3 separate regions of the Homo sapiens genome follow, and regions 2 and 3 are each linked to region 1. A link is an interaction called in ENCODE POLR2A ChIA-PET data of the cell type or tissue named here. Cell type or tissue: CD4-positive, alpha-beta T cell. All regions are shown on one strand. Links, peaks and the distances in the headings refer to the core of each region. The heading gives the core; the rest is flanking DNA.

Region 1 (7,484 bases), core at 2,046-6,045:
TCCGCCACAAGAGCGATAACCAGGTGAATAACCGCCAGTCTCAGGTGCTGATCAATGGAATGTGAGTGCCTGTTGGAGACAAGAGCTCTGGGGACGAAGGGGGTCCCTTAGGAACCTCTTTAGCTCCTGACAGCCTCTTCACTGTCTTCTCGTTGCCTCAGCCTCCAGCAGGAGCAGTGGATGAATGTCTGTGTTGGTGATATTATCAAGCTAGAAAATAACCAGTTTGTGGCGGTAAGGGACAGGGTACCCCTCTAGGCCTGTAGGTTCTTCCTCTTCTTTGTGAGAAAAGGATGAATCTTTCCTGATTTACTGTTGCCTCTTAAACACCCGTGGCAGGAATCTTTCTCACACCAGGGGCTTCTGTGTCATGCTGATATGCCTGGAACTAGCCATTTATGCACCTGGAACTAAGCAAACCAAGAATGCTTAGTGGAAGGAGCCACCATTACAGCCCACTGGGGGTGGAGGTTTGCATATTTGGACTTCTCATTAGTTTTTCTCTCTAGGCGGATCTCCTCCTCCTTTCCAGCAGTGAGCCCCATGGGCTGTGTTACATAGAGACAGCAGAACTTGATGGGTAAGTGGCATGCTCAGTGTCAGCCCTCTCCTTCTGTCTCTTTGGAGGTAAAAAGATTGTCTTTGAATGAGGTTCTCAGGCCTGGGCTCTGTCTGAATTTGGAAAAATTAGGGGTAAGAAAGGCTTTGGATGGGATGTGTGAAGTGTTATTCAACCAGTATTTGCTGGGCTGAGCAGTTATGCACCATGCTTAGGTGTCACCAGGTAGAATTTAGAGGATGGGGAGAGGTGGGCATGGTGACTCACTCCTGTAAATCCCAGCACTTTGGGAGGCCAGTGTGGGAGGATTGCTTGAGGCCAGGAGTTTGAGACCAGCCTGGGCAAGATGGTGAGACTTCATCTCTATAAAACAAACAAACAAAAAATTTAAAAAGTTTAAAACTTAGCTGGGTATGGTGGTTTTAATGCCTATAATCCCAGCCACTTGGGAGGCTGAGGCGGGAGGATTGTTTGAGCCCAGGAGTTCGAGGCTTTAGTGAGCTATGATTGTGCGACTGCACTCCAGCCTGAGCAGCAGAGCGAGACCCCATCTGTGAAAAAAAACATTTAGAGGATGAGGAGGGAGCGGGGACTCAGAGATACTGTCCTTCCAGCGAGACCAACATGAAAGTACGTCAGGCGATTCCAGTCACCTCAGAATTGGGAGACATCAGTAAGCTTGCCAAGTTTGACGGTGAGTAATTTTGGAGGAGCAGCCTGAAGGTAGAGGAGTGGGGTTGGGTTTTGTTTGGGGGCGTTAAATTATACATTTTCCTTTGGGCTTTTTGTTGTTATTATGCAACTCCCTGGACTGTTTTGGGGAGGGGAGTGTTTGTAATGTCATGTGGCTCCCTCTTGGTTTTGAGTTTATAATTATTTCAAGGGGACTTTGTGGCTGATAGCTCCCCACTTGCTATGCATGTTGAGAGAAATTCAGCTTATTCTTTTAGCTTATTAGCTCAGAATAATAATATGTGTTCCTTATAAGACAAACCATACAGAGTGTATAAGAAAAAGTGAATAGAGGTCGGTACCATGGCTCACGCCTGTAATCCCAGCACTTTGGGAGGCCGAGGTGGGCGGATTGCCTGAGGCCAGGAGTTCGAGACCAGTCTGGTCAACATGGTGAAACCCTGTCTCTATTAAAAATACAAAAATTATTAGCTGGGCGTGGTGCTGCATGCCTGTAATCCCAGCTATTCAGGAAGCTGAGGCAGGTGAATCCCTTGAACCTGGGAGGCGGAGGTTGCAGGGAGGCGGAGGTTGCAGTGAGCTAAGATCGTGCCACTGCACTCCAGCCTGGGTGACAAGAGCGAAACTCTGTCTCAAAAAGAAAAAAAAAATACAAAAATTAGCCGGGCGTCGTGGTGTGCATCTGTAGTCCCAGCTACTTGAGAGGCTGAGGCATGAGAGTTGCTTGAACCTGGGAGGTGGAGGTTGCAGTGAGCCGAGATCGGGCCACTGCACTCCAGCGTGGGCAACACAGTGAGACACTGTCTCAAAAAAAAAAAAGAAGAAGAAAATAGCTCTTCCTTCCTCTTCTACCCTGCTGAAGTAGCCACATTAATTGACAGTCAGTGTGTGCTCATCCACACTTTTCATACATGTTTGTACAAACAAATATTAGGTCATGCTGCAGCTTTTTTTTTTTTTTTTTTTTAAATACTCCTGCCCAGGTTGGAGTGTAGTGGTGCGATCTCGGCTCACTGCATCCTCTACCTCCCAGGTTCAAGCGATCCTCGTGCCTCAGCCTCCCGATTAGCTAGAATTACAGGCTCCCACCACCACACCCGGCTAATTTTTGTATTTTTAGTAGAGACAGGGTTTCACCATGTTGGCCAGGCTGGTCTCAAACTCCTGACCTCAGCTGATCCACCCGCCTTAGCCTCCCAAAGTGCTGGGATTACAGGCATGAGCTGCCGCGCCCGGCCTGCTTCATTATTTTCCTGAAGAGTTGCATCAGCTCACACTCCTCCCAGCAGCATATGGATGGGCCCTTGCCCTTGCATCCTCTTCGCTCAGCTCATTTTCTCTTTGTTTTATTGTCTTGTGGTTAGGCTGTAGACTGGACCTTAAGCAGTGGAATTCTTGTCTCCTGTTCAGGTGAAGTGATCTGTGAACCTCCCAACAACAAACTGGACAAATTCAGCGGAACCCTCTACTGGAAGGAAAATAAGTTCCCTCTGAGCAACCAGAACATGCTGCTGCGGGGCTGTGTGCTGCGAAACACCGAGTGGTGCTTCGGGCTGGTCATCTTTGCAGGTGAGCCTCCTAGCATCCAAAGAAAGAAGGGTAAGAGTGACTCAGCCAGCCCTCACTCAGGAGTATGGGATGAGGTGGGAGAATACCTAAGGTAAAAAACCTCCAGCTGTGTATACAGGCTTCTTATCTAGCCAGTATCTCTATTCCACCCTGGTGTCCTGCAGTCTGGGGATCAGGGCAGAAGCCCAGAGGCAGATGTGTTATTTGGCTTTCCCAGCCCTTCCCATTCTTTTCCAGGTCCCGACACTAAGCTGATGCAAAACAGCGGCAGAACAAAGTTCAAAAGAACGAGTATCGATCGCCTAATGAATACCCTGGTGCTCTGGGTGAGGCGCCCCACATCTGGCTCCCTGCCCCTGCCCTCTCTTCTCCTTGGGTGCTCCTTTTCCTTTCCTCTTTCTTCTTTGGTCAGTAGACTTCAGGTTTGGCTTTAAAGCTGCTAGCAGGTCAGCTACACAAAGGCAGTGTTTATTTTAGGCTCCTTTTAGTTGGAAGATGTTATTTAAAAAAACTTCAGGAACGTGCATGAATCAACAACTTAAAGCTAAAACAAATCATCCCTTCTCTGATTCCAGTTATGATGATGACTTTGTGAAGCATGTGACCTTCTGTTTGCTTTTGCCAGGGACAAGGAGGCCTTCATGGGGATGGAGAGGGAATTAAAAGAAAAATTTCCATTTGGAAGAGGTTGGCAGGGTCTTTTCCCCCCAACTTCTAAGAACGAAGGATCCCAAAGGAAAAGTTTCTGTTTAAGTTTTTGGCAGTTCCTGAATCCTTCTCTTGTTTAGCTAGAAATCTGAACTCCTTGTTGGGCTCTCCTCCCCTTCCTGTGCCCCGACTGTCTGCTGCCTGCCCGCCACATGCCAGCTTGTGAAGGCTGGGGCTAGCCTCTGGTGAGCTTGTTTCCGCCCTGGCTTTAAAGAGTGTGCGGAAACCCAGCCTGGTGGGCGAGGTTGTCTATCACATAAGGGCTCCAGTCGCCCCCTGGTGGCCATTGGGCACCAATCTCCTATTTTGTTTCAAAGCCTAAACAGCGGAGGCAGCTTTGGAAATAGATGTAGGAAATTGGACAGTGGCCTGGTTTTTTACCAGTCTCTCCAGAGACTCCAAAATTTATAAGATTTTTGACTAATCAGGAAATCTAGACCAGGAGTGGTGGCTCACACCTGTAATCCCAGCACTTTGGGAGACCAAGGTGGGAGGATCATTTGAGCCTAGGAGTTCGAAAACAGCCTGGACACCATAGTGAGACCCTGTCTTTACAAAAAACTGAAAAATTAGCCAGGTTTGGTGGCATGCACCTGTGGTCCCAGTTACTCTGGAGGCTGAGGCGGGGGGATTGCTTGGCCTGGGAGATTGAGGCTGCGTTGAGCTAGGATCATGCCACTGCACTCCAGCCTGGGCAACAAAGCAAGACCCTGTTTCAAAAAAGAAATCTACGTTTATGAAGATAAGTTTGTTTCCCAAGTTTAAAAAAAAAAAAGGCAATCTTAGCCAGGTGCAGTGGCTCACGCCTGTAATCCCAGCACTTTGGGAGACCGAGGTGGGTGGATCACGAGGTCAAGAGATCAAGACCATCCTGACCAACATGGTGAAACCCCATCTCTACTAAAAATACAAAAAAATAGCTGGGCGTGGTGGCGGGCACCTGTAGTCCCAGCTACTTGGGAGGTTGAGGCAGGAAAATGGCGTGAACCCGGGAGGTGGAGCTTGCAGCAGTGAGCCGAGGTCGCGCCACTGCACTCCAGCCTGGGCGACAGAGCAAGGCTCCATCTCAAAAAAAAAAAAAAAAGGCCATCTATGTGAGATAGTGAACATTACCGTGGCTTGGCATTTTTGTTGGCTTGTACCTAGCCCAGGTGAATAGATTATTTACAGTAAGTTTTCTGGTATGTTAAAAGTAGCTCATCCCCACTCTTACCAACTTTGAGGACTCTGGAAGGTTTCAAGGTGCCAGATTGAGAGCTAATCAACTATTTCAGTTTCTTCATCATATAGATGAAATAATGGTCAGACAGAAGGCCACATGATAATTGGTGACAGACTAGAACCTGTCACCAGTTCTGAGCTTTTTCCACTAGAGCAGTGGTGTCCAATATTTTGGCATCCCTGGGCCACATTGGAAGAAGAATTGTCTTGGGCCACACATAAAATACACTAACATTAACAATAGCTGATAAGCTTAGAAAAAAAAAATTGCAAAAAAAAATCTCATAAATTTTTTTTTTTTTTTTTTGAGACGGAGTCTCACTCTGTCACTAGGCTGGAGTGTAGTGCAATGGCATTATCTCGGCTCACTGCAACCTCTGCCTCTCGGGTTCACGTGATTCTCCTGCCTCAGCCTCCCTAGTAGCTGGGATTACAGGTGCCCGCCACCACACCCGGCTAATTTTTTTGTATTTTTAGTAGAGATGAGAGATGGGGTTTCACCATGTTGGCCAGACTGGTCTCGAACTCCTGACCTCATGATCTGCCCGCCTTGGCCTCCCAAAGTGCTGGGATTATAGGTGTGAGTCACTGCACCTGGCCTTTTTTTTTTTTTTTTTTGAGACAGGTTCTTGCTCTGTTGCCCAGGCTGGGATGCAGTGGCATGATCTTGGCTCACTGCAATGTCTGCCTCCCGGGTTCAAGCAATTCTCATGCCTTGGACTCCTGAGTAGCTGAGACTACAGGCAAGTGCCACCAGGACTGGCTAATTTTTTTAATGTTTTTAGTAGAGACGGGGTTTCACCGTGTTGGCCAGGCTGGTCTCAAACTCCTGACCTCAGGTGATCCATCCGCCTCAACCTCCCAAAATGCTGGGATTACAGGCTTGAGCCACTGCGCCCAGCCCATAATAGTTTTTTTTTTTTTTATAATTATTTTTCATTTAACATTCAGCTGTTACCAAAATCTCATAGTGTTTTAAGAAAGTTTATGAATCTGTGTTGGGCCACATGTGGCCCAGAGACCATGGGTTGGACAAGCTTGCACTAGAGCATCTGAGCTTTTGAGGGCTCAAGGGATGAATACATCACAGATGCACTTGGTTTTGAGGGCTTCCTACATGTCAGCCTCGCCTGTGCTTCTCATTCCTCCCCAGATTTTTGGATTCCTGGTTTGCATGGGGGTGATCCTGGCCATTGGCAATGCCATCTGGGAGCACGAGGTGGGGATGCGTTTCCAGGTCTACCTGCCGTGGGATGAGGCAGTGGACAGTGCCTTCTTCTCTGGCTTCCTCTCCTTCTGGTCCTACATCATCATCCTCAACACCGTTGTGCCCATTTCACTCTATGTCAGGTATGTGCCTTCTCTGACCTGGGGTCTCTCCAGGGAGTCAGGCGGTCCCATAGAACTTTTCTTTTCTATGAAGATGAAGTCCTTGAGAAGTAACGAGAAGTCCTCTTCTTCCTGTACTGTAAACATTTGATGTTATCTGTTTATCTTTGTGGGCAGAGCAAACTTTTTACCACAGTTTCCTGGTACTTGGGACTGTATTAGAGAAAAAAAAATATTGATTTATTCAGCACCTATTTATTACATGCCTACTGTGTACAAAGAAGTGTGCTAGGTGCCATCACAAATAAAAGATGAATTAGGAATGGATCTCCTTCCTTCTAGGAGCTTACGTCTAGTAAAGGAAGGAAAATCTAAACACATTATAAAACAAAATAGGAACCAGTGCTGTAGAATTCGACCTAGAGTCTTCTATGTGAAGCTTGGGGATACAGAGATGTATAAGGTGGCCTCTGCCTTTAGCAGCAGCAGATGGATAGGTCGAGGAGGGGAGATCTGGACAGTGTCAGACTGAGATACCATGTGGGAGGCACAGGGTGCCCGGGGACTGGGAGAGTGTCGCTCCCTAAGCAGGTAGGCAGAGAGGGAGAGATGGCATTTGCTCTGGGCTTTGAGTGGTGACTGGGCTGGATGAAGGTGGAGCCACAATGGAGAGGAGGCTGAGAGGGCTGGAAGCAAAGGTGTGGAGATGGGAGCCTGGGAATGGCCTATGGAAATAGTTGGCCAGGGTCTTGGGCCAAGAGCAAGAGCTGGAAACATAGCTTGCTCCTGATTGTGGAGGCTTTTGAATATTTGCCTGTGGACTTTGTATTTACTAACCATTAAAAGTTATTGAAAAGACTGGGCACGGTGGCTCACACCTGTAATCCCAGCACTTTGGGAAGCCAAGGTGGGCGGATAACGAGGTCAGGAATTCGAGACCAGCCTGGCCAACATGTTGAAACCCCGTCTCTACTAAAAATACAAAAATTAGCCAGGTGTGGTGGTGGTTGCCTGTAATCCCAGCTACTTGGGAGGCTAAGGTAGGAGAATCGCTTGAAACCGGAAGGTGGAGGTAGCAGTGAGCCAAGATCACGCCACTGCACTCTAGCCTGGGCAACGAGCGAAACTGTGTCTCAAAAAACAACGAAACAAACAAACAAACAAAAAAGTTTTTGAAGAAAGTCAAAAGAATGTATTCTGTATTCTAAAAATGCATTCTAAGTGTTACAGCTCTTTTAGAATTTGTCTAGCAGGTTTTCCAGTTTTCACTGGAACCCCTCCCCCACAAAAAGAAAAAAATGCATTCTAAAAAAAAACTAAAGAATGCTTTAGGAAGTATTGACTGGCAGTAGTGTACAGCATGAATAGGATCAAGGCAACATGTAGGATGTTTGAGGTAAAGAGA
Region 2 (7,484 bases), core at 110-4,109, 51 kb after region 1:
TGAGGCAGGAGAATCGCTTGAAACCGAGAGGCAGAGGTTGCAGCGAGCCGAGATCATGCCACTGCATTCCAGCCCAGGTGACAGAGACCCTGTCTCAAAACAAACAAACAAACAAACGAACCAACCAACCTCCAAATGACGATGCTTGAGCTTTAGCTCAGCTATCTCCAGTTGTCTTTGGGTAATGGGGGTGTCAAGTGGCAATGTTCCAAGTCTGGCTTATCTTGGGGGAACTAAATGGCTGTTATCATTCCCAGGCCTCACATCTACACTCTGCCTGATTCAGAGCAAGGGAGGGGGGTGTCTCCTGTGCCATCCACTGCTCTATCCTCAATCGAACCAAGCCCTTTGACCAGGGAAGTGCTGTGCCCTGTTTGTGCATGCTTGTAGGTACAGGGAAGAGACAGGTGGAGGGAGATCCCCTGACTAGCTTACATCAACCTGGCTCATCTCTGGAATTTGGGATGGAGTTAAACCCAACAACCCCTGGGCCTGCTCCAATGAAGACAGGGAGTGTTTATCAATGAGCAGTGACAATTACTACCTCTCCTGAGAGCAGATGAGTAGGTTTCAGGCATGGGGTTTCTCTAAGTCAGCAAAAAGCACCCGATCCCTAATGACAGAGGAGCAGTGTGTGTTAAATGTGTGTGTGCACATGTGTGAATAATTCAGGGCCCTCTAACCATGAGGCCCGGGACAAGAGCCACACTTGCCCACATGAAGTCAATGCTCTTGTCTGCAAGAACATTGTTTATTGTGGCTGGAGCCCAGATAACAAGGAGAAAGTGGCAAGAGATGAGGCAGGAGAGAAAAGCAGGGTGACTTCTGGAGAACCCTTTTCTCGGTGAAGGGATTTCAGCCTTATTCTGGGAATAAGCCAGAGCCCTGAGGGGTTTTAAGTGGAGGAGAGCCAGCCCCACCCCAACTCAGTGGCTTTAGGGGTCATTCTTCCCATGCTACCATTTCCCATGGTTCAAAGATTAACAATAGGGCTAACTTCCAATTTATTCAATTCTCAGGTTATTTATTCAATAATCTAGTGTTCTTCCTCTCTACTTCCTCCTCTTCAGTACCTTGTTGTGGGTGGAGCTCCAGGAAGAGGATGGGGCGTGGTGCCTAGAGGCGGAAGTGTGTATCTTGATTGTTTAACCTGGGAACCCTGAGGGCAGAGGGCGTAGGGGTTGGGAGAGGAAAGGAAGGCGCTAGGAAGACACTGGAAAGACCCCATAAGCGTAGCAGCTCCTAAACCACAGCTAAGCATGTCTGGAGGAGAAGCCTGAATCCGAAAGCAATGAGGAAATGATTAGTGGTTTCATAGTAGGTTGTCTGTAGCTGCAGACACACAGGCGTTTTTGTACACAGGTAAATACAGGCCTGTTCTGTTATTGACCACACGTTTGTATGAAGCTCCAAACTCATGTGTCCTCCTGTTCTCCTGTTTTTTTTTTTTTTTTTGAGACGGAGTTTCGCTCTTGTTGTCCAGGCTAGAGTGCAATGGCACGATCTCGGCTCACGGCAAACTCCACCTCCCAGGTTCAAGCGATTCTCCTGCCTCAGCCTCCTGAGTAGGTGGGATTACAGGCACGCGCCACCATGCCTGGGTAATTTTTGTATTTTTAGTAGAGACGAGGCTTCACTATGTTGACCAGGCTGGTCTCAAACTCCTGACCTTAGGTGATCCACCTACCTCAGCCTCCCAAAGTGCTGGAATTACAGGTGTGAGCAACTGTGCCTGGCCTCTCTGAAGTATTATTTGATATTTTTCTTTTGAAGTTTTCTTCTTCCTGTGTAGAAACTATTTCTGCAAATTGCTTTTCAGTCTGCTTTTTGCTCATTTGTTTTTATCTTCCATGTCTGAGGTTTTTTTCAGCTGTCTGGTGATCTTTGACTGATTATTTATAAGACAGGCAAATATCAGTTAAGTCCTTACAGTAAACATATGGTTTACTCAAGTTAGGATTATTTTAGGAGGATTTCTTTACAAAATGGCCATTTACAAAGACAGAGTATAGGAGAGCTATAACCTTTGGTTGAGAGACACAGGCAGCCTAAGAGAGGAACCCTCTAAGAGAAGAACCAGAGGAACAGATATCTTGATCTCACGCTCCTCCTCCCTCTGGTCTTCCGGGTTCTGCGTTGTCTAGACCAACTGCTAGTCAGAGGGTGTGGGGTATTGCTCATGTGGTCTCTTCCTGGAATACCCCCAGTGCAGAGGGCCAGGCAGCGTGGGTGGGGAGTAGCAAAGAGAAAGCTCTGACATGGGAACGAAGGCGCTGATTGGAAGCTCACATGGTGGGCATCTGGACGGGACTGTTTGCTGGGGGAGTCCCCACATGTCTGGATCTTTAGGTCTTTCGTCTGGGGCCAGTCAGGTTACCCAGAGAAGAATCTCCTTCTAGGAGGGAACAGGCCAGCCTGCCAGTGTTCTGGCCCCCGAAAGGAGGCAGAGGGCTGTGGGTCTTAGCCTGGGGCATTTGGCATACGCAGTCCCTTAGTTCCCGAGTTTACAAGCCATAGCCATGCTGTCAAATGTGCCTGGTATCACCCAGTTCAGAGACTCTCTGTTTTATCCTGTACAGAGAACAAGCTTGCAGATTTCTGTGGGAGGGAGGGAGGGGTAGTTACTCAGTAATGAAGGGTGCTTCTCAAACAGCTTTCAACCAGTCCTCCTTGTTTGCACACTCACACACTCAGAGACACACAAACTCAGTTCCAGAGGTACTTGGAGCTGCCAGTTCATGAGCGTTTTGAGGATTTTATGAATAGATGGGTTGCTTCTCAGTTTTCTCTGCTGGTCATTTAGGATTTGGCCTTTTTTGTTTTTTTTTTTTGTTTGTTTTTTTGGTTTTTTTTGAGACAATAGTCTCGCTCTGTCGCCCAGGCTGGAGTGCAGTGGCATGATCTTGGCTCACTACAACCTCCACCTCCCGGGTTCAAGAGATTTTCCTGCCTCAGCCTCCCGAGTAGCTGCAGCTAGAGGCATGCACCACCCCACCCAGCTAATTTTTGTATTTTTAGTAGCGAGGGAGTTTCACCATGTTGGCCAGGCTGGTCTTGAACTCCTGACTTCAAATGATTCACCGCCTCAGCCTCCTAGAGTGCTGGGATTATAGGCGTGAGCCACTGTGCCTGGCCAGGATTTGGGTATTTCAAGTTGGCTACATCAGTTGTCACCTAAACCCAGAGGGTTTTTTGGTTCCTGGGGTACATCTGGAATTTTCAAATCTTCTTTGGCTGAAACACAGTATATTTGAGAGAGGACTCAGAAGAAAGAGGAAGAAAAGGCATCATGGGGCCAGACTGGTAAGTGTTTGAGTAGATTGTACTTTTTTCTTTTTTTGAGACGGAGTTTTGCTCTTGTTGCCCAGGATGGAGTGCAATGGTGCAATCTTGGCTCACCGTAACCTCCGCCTCCCAGGTTCAAGCGATACTCCTGCCTCAGCCTCCTGAGTAGCTGGGATTACAGGTATGTGCCACCACGCCGGGCTAATTTTGTATTTTTAGTAGAGACGGGGTTTCACCATGTTGGTCAGGCTGGTCTTGAACTCCAGACCTCAGGTGATCTGCCCGCCTCGGCTTCCCAAAGTGCTGGGATTACAGGCGTGAGCCCCCGCACCTGGCTGAGTAGATTGTACTTAACTCTAGAGACCATGGGCTTAGGGGTGGGAAATAGCAACTGAGGTCTAGGTACATGGGTCCTTTGAGAAGTTTATTCTCTATTAGGTCCCAATTTTCTTTTTTCTTTTTTTTTTGAGACAGAGCCTCGCTCTGTCGCCCAGGCTGGAGTGCAGTGGCACAATCTTGGCCAAACCCGTCTGAGTCCCAATTTTTATTGCTTCCTATATGATGCCTCAATAGGGTGTGTGGAAACAGTAAACTATAAAGTGCTGTACTAATGTAATGCTTTATTTTTTGAATGCAGCCAGAATTTTCCTGTGTCTTTGCTCATACTGTTGCTTCTGCTTGGAGTTTTCTCTATCTTCTCCCTCACCTCTCCAATCCATCCATCTCTACTTATAGAAATGATATCTTTGGCCGGGTGTGGTGGCTCATGCCTGTAATCCCAGCACTTTGGGAGGCTGAGGCGGGTGGATCACAAGGTCAGGAGTTCAAGACCAGCCTGGCCAAGATGGTGAAACCCCGTCTCTACTTAAAATACAAAAACTTAGCTGGGCGTGGTGGCGCCTGTAATCCCAGCTACTTGGGAGGCTGAGGCAGAGAATTGCTTGAACCTGGGAGGATGGAGGTTGCCGTGAGCCGAGATCACGCCACTGGACTCCAGCCTGGGCGACAGAGTGAGACTCCATCTAAACAAACAAAAAAAAGAAATGATACCTTTAAGGCCCAGCTGAAGGTCAACTCTACTATGAGTCTGCTGCCCTCAAACTAAATGAGAACTTTCAAACTTTAATGATGGCCATTTTTTTCTCACCTCCATTCCTGCCCACCTGTATTAGTAAAGGTTCTCCAGAGAAATAGAATATATATTTATCTTCTATATATACGTATGAATATACAGAATATATATCTTCTGTATATATAGAATATACATCTTATATATAAATACATATCTATATGTTATAGATACATATCTTCTGTATATATAGAATATATATCTTCTCTCTATATACTATATAAAACATATTATATTAATAGGTAATATTTTATATATATATAAAGGAATTGGTTTGTGCAATTACGGAGGCTTTTTTTACTGGTAAATCCAAAGATCTGTAGGGTGAGTCTGCAAGCTGGAAACCTAGGAGAGCTGATGGTGGAGTTCCAGCCTGAAGGGTGAAAGTCTTGACACTCAGGAAGAGCTGATGTTCAGTTCAAAGGTAGGAAAAAGCCAATGTTCTCTGTTTCAAAGGCAGTCAGGCAGGAAGAATTCTTACTCGGGGAAGAGTCAGACTTTATGCTCTATTCAGGCCTTCAACTGATTGGATGAGAACTATCCACATTAGGGAGGACAATGTGCTTTACTCAGTTTAATTATTTAAAAAAAATTTAAATTATTTATTAATTTATTTATTTGGGACAGGGTCTCACTCTGTTGCCCAGGTTAGAGTGCAATGGCACGATCTCAGCTCACTGTAACCTCCACTTCCTGGGTTCAAGTGATTCTCCTGCCTCAGCCTCCCAAGTAGCTGGGATTACAGGCACCCACCACCACTCCCAGCTAATTTTGTATTTTTAGTAGAAATGTGGTTTCACTGGCCAGGCGTGGTGGCTCACAGCTGTAATCCCAGGACTTTGGGGGGCCAAGGCAGGCAGATCATGAGGTCAGGAGTTCGAGACCAGCCTGACCAACATGGTGAAACCCCATCTCTACTAAAAATACAAAAATTAGCTGGGTGCGGTGGTACACACCTGTAATCCCAGCTACTCAGGAGGCAGAGGCAGGAGAATTGCTTGAACCCGGGAGGCGGAGGTTACAGTGAGCCAGGATCTTGCCATTGCACTCCAGCCTGGGCAACAGAGCGAGACTCCATCTCAAAAAAAAAAAAAAAAAAGAAAGAAATCTTTCACCATGTTGGCCAGGCTGGTGTGGAACTCCTGACTTCAGGTGATCCGCCTGCCTTGGCCTCCCAACGTGCTGGGATTACAGGCATGAACCACTGCGCCCAGCTTTTTTTTCTTATTTTTTTTTTTTTTTTGAGATAGGGACTCTGTCACCCAGGCTGGAGTGCAGTGGCATGATCTCAGCTCACTGCAACCTCCACCTCCCAGGCTCAGGTGATCCTCCCACCTCAGCCTCCTGGGTAGCTGAAACCACAGGCGCATACCACCGTGCCTGGCTAATTGCTGTATTTTTTTGTAGAGATGTGGTTTTGCCATTTTGCCCAGGCTGGTCTCGAGATCTTGAACTCCTGGGCTCAAGGGATCCACCTATCTCAGCCTCCCAAACTGCTGGGATTACAGGTGTAAACCACCACACCTGGCCTAAATGTTAACCTCATCCAAAAACACCCTTACAGGCTGGGTGCGGTGATTTATGCCTGTAATCCCAGCACTTTGGGAGGCAGAGGTGGGTGGATTACTTGAGGTCAGGAGTTTGAGACCAGCCTGGCCAACATGGTGAAACCCCGTCTCTACTAATAATACAAAAATTAGCCAGGCATGGTGGCGAACGCTTGTAATCCCAGCTACTTGGGAGGCTGAGACAGGAGAATGGCTTGAACCCAGGAGGCGGCAGTTGCAGTGAGCCAAGATGGTGCCACTGTACTCCAGCCTGGGTGACGAAGCGAGACCCTGTCTCAAAAAAAAAAAAAAAAAAAAAAGCTACCCTTAAAACATCCTTACAGAAACTCTCATAATAATGTTTGAGGTATGCCATGGCCCACTGAAATTCACACTTTTTTTTTTTTTTTGAGACAAGATCTCACTCTGTCACCCAGGCTGGGGTGCAATGAATTGATCATAGCCTTGAACTCCTGGGCTCAAGCGATTCTCCCACCTCAGCCTTTTGAGTAGGTGTGCCACCACGCCTGGCTAATTTTTTTTTTTTTTTTTTTTTTTTAGACAGAGTCTTGTTCCGTTGCCCAGGCTGGAATGCAGTGACAACACTCTACCTTCTGGGTTCGAGAGATTCTTGTGCCTCAGCCTCCAGAGTAGCTGCGATTACAGGCACGTACCACCACGCCTGGCTAATTGTTTAGTAGAGACAGGTCTCGCTATCTTGCCCAGGCTTGTCATGAACTCTTGGGCTTAAACAACCTTCCCACGTGGGTCTCCCAAAGTGCTGGGATTGCAGTTGTGAGACATCACACCCAGCAATTTAAAATTTTTTGTAGAAATGGGGTCTTGCCACATTGCCCAGCCTTTTCTCAAACTCCTAGCTTCAAGCAATCATCTTGCCTCTGCCTCCCAGAATGCTAGGATTACAGGCATGAATCAACATGCCAGCAACACGTAAAATTAACCATCACACTGCACTTCCTTGCTTTGGTTGTATTGTAAGGAACTGGGAAACTGCAAGCTACTTTCCTCTGACTCTCTTTCCAGCTGACTTCTGGCTAGGTTCTGCAATGGGTGCCCCTGGTGAAAGATTAGAAGGGAAGCTAAAGGAAGAGGTCTTCTTGTTCTCTTCTTTTGGCAGTTCCTCTGACAGTGGCAGCAGCAGGTGGATGTAGGCTCCTAGATTCCTTGCTTCACCAGCACAGTGATTGCGGCCACAGCAGCACAGTGATTGTGGACTCTGGGGCTGGAGGAGGCAGCAACAGTGGTGTGACTTTGGGCTCCTGTAACAACAGCAGGAATGCACTCCTTCCCTGCAAGGTGATATGTGCAGTGATTCCAATGAGAATCATAGCAGCAGTGGAGGCTCCAGCAGCCGTGATGGTGCAGTCATCATGGGCTTTAACACTTTCTGGCTGGGTGTGGTGGCTCACGCCTATAATCCCAGCACTTTGGGAGGCCAAGGAGGGCAGATCACCTGAGGCCAGGAGTTCAAGACCAGCTGGCCAACATGGTGAAACCCTGTC
Region 3 (6,447 bases), core at 1-4,000, 130 kb after region 1:
AATCCAGAGTGTAATGATTCTCTCCTCAGTCCTTTCTTACAGGAGAACTCCATTCAATGACTCAGCATAGCTCCAGTCAGCAGCCCTGCTGGGCTCTCTTCCTGTGTGGTGTCCACATGGTGAAGCCCTAAATAATATTCTGCAGATTGTTTATTTCATTTGGATACCAAGCTAAAAGCCAGTGGCAGATTTGGAGCCAACTATTAATTATTTATCATAACAAGGACAGGAATAACCTGTCGATATAAAAAGAAACCCAAGGAAAATCCCCAAATCTTGTTTTTGACATTGGTTTCCCCTCCTCTTTCCCAGCCCTTCCTGGAGTAACTGATCTTCCATGGAATTGAGGGAGGCCACCTTGTTCCCACTTTGGGGTTAGGAGGCATGTCAGTCACAAAGTGGGAAGCAAGAGGGAGGGGCTGAGGCTTGGGGCACTGGCCACCCTGGCACAGTTGAAGGGCCCCTTTAGGAAGGGGACGTGACTGTGCTTTTGAAGATCCATGTCACCATTTCATCTTTCTTTGAGCTGTCAAGTGACTTTTCTCAGTTACTGAGCCCTGGCTTTGGGCCCAGAGTGGAGCACTGTGAACCAAGCTGTGATCAGAAAGATGTCTATCTCCTTCCTGTGTAGCATTGACTTTCCTGTCAGATGAGTCAAATTGTGCCCAGTGGTGCCGACAGTTGAGTCTGTGGGAACTCACCAGCATGGTGGGAGTGGACCGAGAGGCGTAGGGAGAACTGGGGAGGTCAGCAACATTAGGAGCAAGAGGAACAGGAAGGCAGTTGAGGGAGCAGTGGGACCCTTTTCCTGCTATTACATGGCGGTTGCAAATTATCTGCCTCCTGCCAGCCTTACTTTGACCGAGAGGCCCATTTTCTTTCCCTACTAAAAGAATGCTTTCTTTTTTTATTTTCTTTCCTTTTCTTTTTTTTTATTTTTGAGACAGAGTTTCACTCTTGTTGCCCAGGCTGAAGTGCAATGGCACGATCTCAGCTCACTGCAACCTCTGCCTCCCGTGTTCAAGCGATTCTCCTGCCTCAGCCTCCCAAGTATCTGGGATTACAGGTGCCTGCCACTACGCCTGGCTAATTTTTGTATTTTTAGTAGAGACGGGGTTTCACCACGTTGGCCAGGCTGGTCTTGAACTCCTGACCTCAGGTGATCCGCCCGCCTCGGCCTCCCAATGTGTGGGGATTACAGGCGTGAGCCACTGCGCCCAGCCTATTTTTCTTTTTTTTAAGTAAATGGATTTGGGACTGATGATGTGTACCTAATGAACAGCCTCTGCAATGGGACAATTAAGGGACTGTTAAGTGACTTTTTGGTGCCTCAGTTTCTTCACTTGTAAATTGGACCAACAATACACATCTATTTCCTTGGGAGTGTTTTGGAAACTCACCAACTCTTCAGAGTATGGTGAACTCCCTGGTGATAAAAACAGTCGGGTCGGGTGTGCCGGCTCATACCTGTAATCCCAGCACTTTGGGAGGCCGAGGCGGGCGGATTGCTCGAGCCCAGGAATTCAAGACCAGCCTGAGCAACATGGCAAAACCCTGTCTCTATGAGAAATACAAAAATCAGTCGGATGTAGTGGCACACACCTGTAGCCCCAGCTACTCAGGAGGCTGAGGTGGAAGAATCACCTGAGCCCAAGGAGGTTGAGGCTGCTGTGAGCTGAGATCACGCCATAGCACTCCAGCCTGGGTAACAGAGCAAGATCCTGTCTCAAAACAAACAAATGAACAAAAAACAAAAAGACAGCTGATAGTTATTGCTCCTTTGAGCCGAAACCTGGGCGCGCCAGGCCACCAGGGCAGCCAGCTGTTGGTGTTTTCCACTGTGGGCTTGTCACAGGGGGAGCTAAAAATCTGTGTGGTTTGTCTTTGTGTGTTTGTGTGAAGGTTCAAGAAGACGTGGAAGCTGCGGGCTCTGAAGGAAGGCAAGACAAGCATGCATCCGCCGTACTCTTTGGGGCAGCTGGTCCCGGAGAGGCCTCGACCCACCCCAGTGCTTGTTCCTCTCATCTCCCCACCGGTGTCCCCCAGCAGCCTGGGGTCTGACAATACCTCGAGCCACAACCGACCAGATGCCAGGGACCCACGGAGCCCTTATGACATCAGCAATACAGACTACTTCTTCCCCAGATAGCTGGCTGGGTGGCACCAGCAGCCTGGACCCTGTGGATGATAAAACACAAACGGGCTCAGCAAAAGATGCTTCTCACTGCCATGCCAGCTTATCTCAGGGGTGTGCGGCCTTTGGCTTCACGGAAGAGCCTTGCGGAAGGTTCTACGCCAGGGGAAAATCAGCCTGCTCCAGCTGTTCAGCTGGTTGAGGTTTCAAACCTCCCTTTCCAAATGCCCAGCTTAAAGGGGCTAGAGTGAACTTGGGCCACTGTGAAGAGAACCATATCAAGACTCTTTGGACACTCACACGGACACTCAAAAGCTGGGCAGGTTGGTGGGGGCCTCGGTGTGGAGAAGCGGCTGGCAGCCCACCCCTCAACACCTCTGCACAAGCTGCACCCTCAGGCAGGTGGGATGGATTTCCAGCCAAAGCCTCCTCCAGCCGCCATGCTCCTGGCCCACTGCATCGTTTCATCTTCCAACTCAAACTCTTAAAACCCAAGTGCCTTAGCAAATTCTGTTTTTCTAGGCCTGGGGACGGCTTTTACTTAAACCGCCAAGGCTGGGGGAAGAAGCTCTCTCCTCCCTTTCTTCCCTACAGTTGAAAAACAGCTGAGGGTGAGTGGGTGAATAATACAGTATCTCAGGGCCTGGTCGTTTTCAACAGAATTATAATTAGTTCCTCATTAGCATTTTGCTAAATGTGAATGATGATCCTAGGCATTTGCTGAATACAGAGGCAACTGCATTGGCTTTGGGTTGCAGGACCTCAGGTGAGAAGCAGAGGAAGGAGAGGAGAGGGGCACAGGGTCTCTACCATCCCCTGTAGAGTGGGAGCTGAGTGGGGGATCACAGCCTCTGAAAACCAATGTTCTCTCTTCTCCACCTCCCACAAAGGAGAGCTAGCAGCAGGGAGGGCTTCTGCCATTTCTGAGATCAAAACGGTTTTACTGCAGCTTTGTTTGTTGTCAGCTGAACCTGGGTAACTAGGGAAGATAATATTAAGGAAGACAATGTGAAAAGAAAAATGAGCCTGGCAAGAATGTGTTTAAACTTGGTTTTTAAAAAACTGCTGACTGTTTTCTCTTGAGAGGGTGGAATATCCAATATTCGCTGTGTCAGCATAGAAGTAACTTACTTAGGTGTGGGGGAAGCACCATAACTTTGTTTAGCCCAAAACCAAGTCAAGTGAAAAAGGAGGAAGAGAAAAAATATTTTCCTGCCAGGCATGGTGGCCCACGCACTTCGGGAGGTCGAGGCAGGAGGATCACTTGAGTCCAGAAGTTTGAGATCAGCCTGGGCAATGTGATAAAACCCCATCTCTACAAAAAGCATAAAAATTAGCCAAGTGTGGTAGAGTGTGCCTGAAGTCCCAGATACTTGGGGGGCTGAGGTGGGAGGATCTCTTGAGCCTGGGAGGTCAAGGCTGCAGTGAGCCGAGATTGCACCACTGCACTCCAGCCTGGGTGACAGAGCAAGTGAGACCCTGTCTCAAAAAAAGAAAAAGAAAAAGAAAAAATATTTTCCCTATTAGAGAAGAGATTGTGGTTTCATTCTGTATTTTGTTTTTGTCTTAAAAAGTGGAAAAATAGCCTGCCTCTTCTCTACTCTAGGGAAAAACCAGCGTGTGACTACTCCCCCAGGTGGTTATGGAGAGGGTGTCCGGTCCCTGTCCCAGTGCCGAGAAGGAAGCCTCCCACGACTGCCCGGCAGGGTCCTAGAAATTCCCCACCCTGAAAGCCCTGAGCTTTCTGCTATCAAAGAGGTTTTAAAAAAATCCCATTTAAAAAAAATCCCTTACCTCGGTGCCTTCCTCTTTTTATTTAGTTCCTTGAGTTGATTCAGCTCTGCAAGAATTGAAGCAGGACTAAATGTCTAGTTGTAACACCATGATTAACCACTTCAGCTGACTTTTCTGTCCGAGCTTTGAAAATTCAGTGGTGTTAGTGGTTACCCAGTTAGCTCTCAAGTTATCAGGGTATTCCAGAGTGGGGATATGATTTAAATCAGCCGTGTAACCATGGACCCAATATTTACCAGACCACAAAACTTTTCTAATACTCTACCCTCTTAGAAAAACCACCACCATCACCAGACAGGTGCGAAAGGATGAAAGTGACCATGTTTTGTTTACGGTTTTCCAGGTTTAAGCTGTTACTGTCTTCAGTAAGCCGTGATTTTCATTGCTGGGCTTGTCTGTAGATTTTAGACCCTATTGCTGCTTGAGGCAACTCATCTTAGGTTGGCAAAAAGGCAGGATGGCCGGGCGCGGTGGCTCACGCCTGTAATCCTAGCACTTTGGGAGGCCAAGGTGGGAGGATTGCTTGAGCTCAGGAGTTTGAGACCAACCTGGGTAACATAGTGAGACACCATCTCTATTATGAACAATAACAGTTAAGAAAAAAAAAGGCAGGCAGGCGGTTATGGTGGTTCCCTCCCATCCCACCACATAAAGTTTCTGAGACTTGAGAACAGCAAAATGCTGTTAAAGGGAAATATTAAGAATGAGAATCTGCAGTAAGGGTGATTCTGTGCCCACAGTTCTTCAATTCTTTATACCGTTTTACCCACATGTGGTGTTACCAAAGCCGGGCAGAACCATGCTAGCGGAAGATGTGAAATCCAGATAGCTCATTATTGCCAAGAGCTAGGCAGCTTTGATCTCCAAATTGTTATTGCTTTCATTTTTATTGTAATGGAATTGCTTTGTTTTGTTTTTTTGTTTTTGTATTGAAGAGGGTTGTTTTCCCTTTATTTTTCATAAGCTAATGTAAATGAAGAAAAAATGTCTTCTCTGGGCTGTAGGCCTGGCTCAGCGTACACAGGTATACATCCTAAGCTCTCTATGTTCTCTAATCTGTGGTGACTGAACATGTGTCTCAATGCACGGGGCATTTCTACCTGTGTTTCTGCAGCACCCCCACTGCCTTGAGTCCCCAGCAGTGCTGTTATTTGCCTAACACCTGTAGCCATCTGCCACGCAGCCAGACGTGAAACGCTGAGACAGAGACCATTTAGGTTAAATACGACAGCTTATCCTGCTGGGTGGGGAAAGTAAAAAATATGCTGGTTCAAGGCCTAAAGTAAAATGATCAATAATGTTTGTAGCATTAATGAAATATTTTCAAGAAATGTGTCCAGGGGTAGCACTGGCTATGTTGACGAGGCCTTTGGTAACTCAGAGAGCTCTTGGCCCTGATGGGGACTTGCCCTTACGCTTTCTTTATCAGGCTCTGAGTTCACACGGAGCCTCTGGCACTTCCCTGCTGTCTTGGGAGAAAGGAAACTGGTTGCCGCGGCAGGTTGTGGAATCTGTTGCTGGAACCAGGCTGGAAGCCCACCTGGTAGTGAACAGGGCCCAGTGGGGCAGGCTGGGCATGTTGTGGTCTATGGGTTTGTTTCCTGGAGAATGTTCAGGAATGTCTTCCCAGCTGCTTTGGTGCTGAGCTCTATTATCTCACAGCACGTCCAGAAGGCTAACCCAGGTGGGGAGGATGCTGACACCAGCTCCAGGTGGAGTTGGTGGTCTTAATTTGGAGATGCAGGGGCAACCTGTGACCCTTTGAGGCAAGAGCCCTGCACCCAGCTGTCCCGTGCAGCCGTGGGCAGGGGCTGCACACGGAGGGGCAGGCGGGCCAGTTCAGGGTCCGTGCCAGGCCCTCCTCAGTGCCCTGTGAAGGCCTCCTGTCCTCCGTGCGGCTGGGCACCAGCACCAGGGAGTTTCTATGGCAACCTTAGTGATTATTAAGGAACACTGTCAGTTTTATGAACATATGCTCAAATGAAATTCTACTTTAGGAGGAAAGGATTGGAACAGCATGTCACAAGGCTGTTAATTAACAGAGAGACCTTATTGGATGGAGATCACATCTGTTAAATAGAATACCTCAACTCTACGTTGTTTTCTTGGAGATAAATAATAGTTTCAAGTTTTTGTTTGTTTGTTTTACCTAATTACCTGAAAGCAAATACCAAAGGCTGATGTCTGTATATGGGGCAAAGGGTCAGTATATTTTTCAGTGTTTTTTTTTCTACCAGCTATTTTGCATTTAAAGTGAACATTGTGTTTGGAATAAATACTCTTAAAAAATACCCTTGAAATGTAATTATTGCTTTGGGCATCTGGGTCATCTAAAAAAAAAAGGCTTGCCTGATTCATGAGGAGAAAGGAGTGAGGAAGGGGGGATAATTAAGTAGAACCATTTTTGGGGGGGTATCCCCTTAATGCAGGATTAAAGGACCGCTCAAAAGTAGGTAAGTTCAAGGAAGAAGCAGCAATTTCTCAGAAGGCTTTAATTATGACAGTATTTCCCACACGAG

What was found. Peaks named below come from ENCODE experiments on the same cell type or tissue, not always from the same donor. Only the 100,000 strongest peaks of a DNase experiment are listed, where the experiment ranks them.
Region 2: POLR2A ChIA-PET joins it to region 1 with 15 read pairs; 11 of 35 experiments call an interaction of 5 or more read pairs at or near these places.
Region 3: POLR2A ChIA-PET joins it to region 1 with 11 read pairs; 4 of 35 experiments call an interaction of 5 or more read pairs at or near these places.

The regions. Positions count from the first base shown.
Region 1 is chr1:154,331,445-154,338,928 of GRCh38, forward strand. It overlaps ATP8B2 (ATPase phospholipid transporting 8B2), which reads left to right. Exons shown (of 28, transcript NM_001370597.1): 6 at 1-61; 7 at 162-234; 8 at 510-580; 9 at 1,174-1,253; 10 at 2,663-2,821; 11 at 3,059-3,147; 12 at 5,904-6,100. It also overlaps the pseudogene RNU7-57P. Among named protein-coding and RNA genes, the nearest start is that of ATP8B2, 9.7 kb to the left of the region's middle. RefSeq lists an enhancer at 1-376. In CD4-positive, alpha-beta T cell, for the core only: CTCF peaks have their summits at 3,833 (motif pointing left) and 4,040; a DNase peak (open chromatin) is centred at 3,777; H3K4me3 peaks cover 327 bases; H3K27ac peaks cover 1,293 bases.
Region 2 is chr1:154,384,612-154,392,095 of GRCh38, forward strand. No RefSeq gene overlaps it. Among named protein-coding and RNA genes, the nearest start is that of IL6R, 17 kb to the right of the region's middle. RefSeq lists an enhancer at 2,133-2,342. In CD4-positive, alpha-beta T cell, for the core only: no CTCF peak of the experiment used is centred there; DNase peaks (open chromatin) are centred at 1,110 and 2,200; H3K4me3 peaks cover 888 bases; H3K27ac peaks cover 3,011 bases.
Region 3 is chr1:154,463,232-154,469,678 of GRCh38, forward strand. It overlaps IL6R (interleukin 6 receptor), which reads left to right. Exons shown (of 10, transcript NM_000565.4): 10 at 1,903-6,219. The coding sequence ends at 2,149. It also overlaps a transcript of SHE not described here. Among named protein-coding and RNA genes, the nearest start is that of TDRD10, 36 kb to the right of the region's middle. RefSeq lists an enhancer at 1,734-2,235. In CD4-positive, alpha-beta T cell, for the core only: no CTCF peak of the experiment used is centred there; DNase peaks (open chromatin) are centred at 90, 570, 1,820 and 3,860; H3K27ac peaks cover 3,796 bases.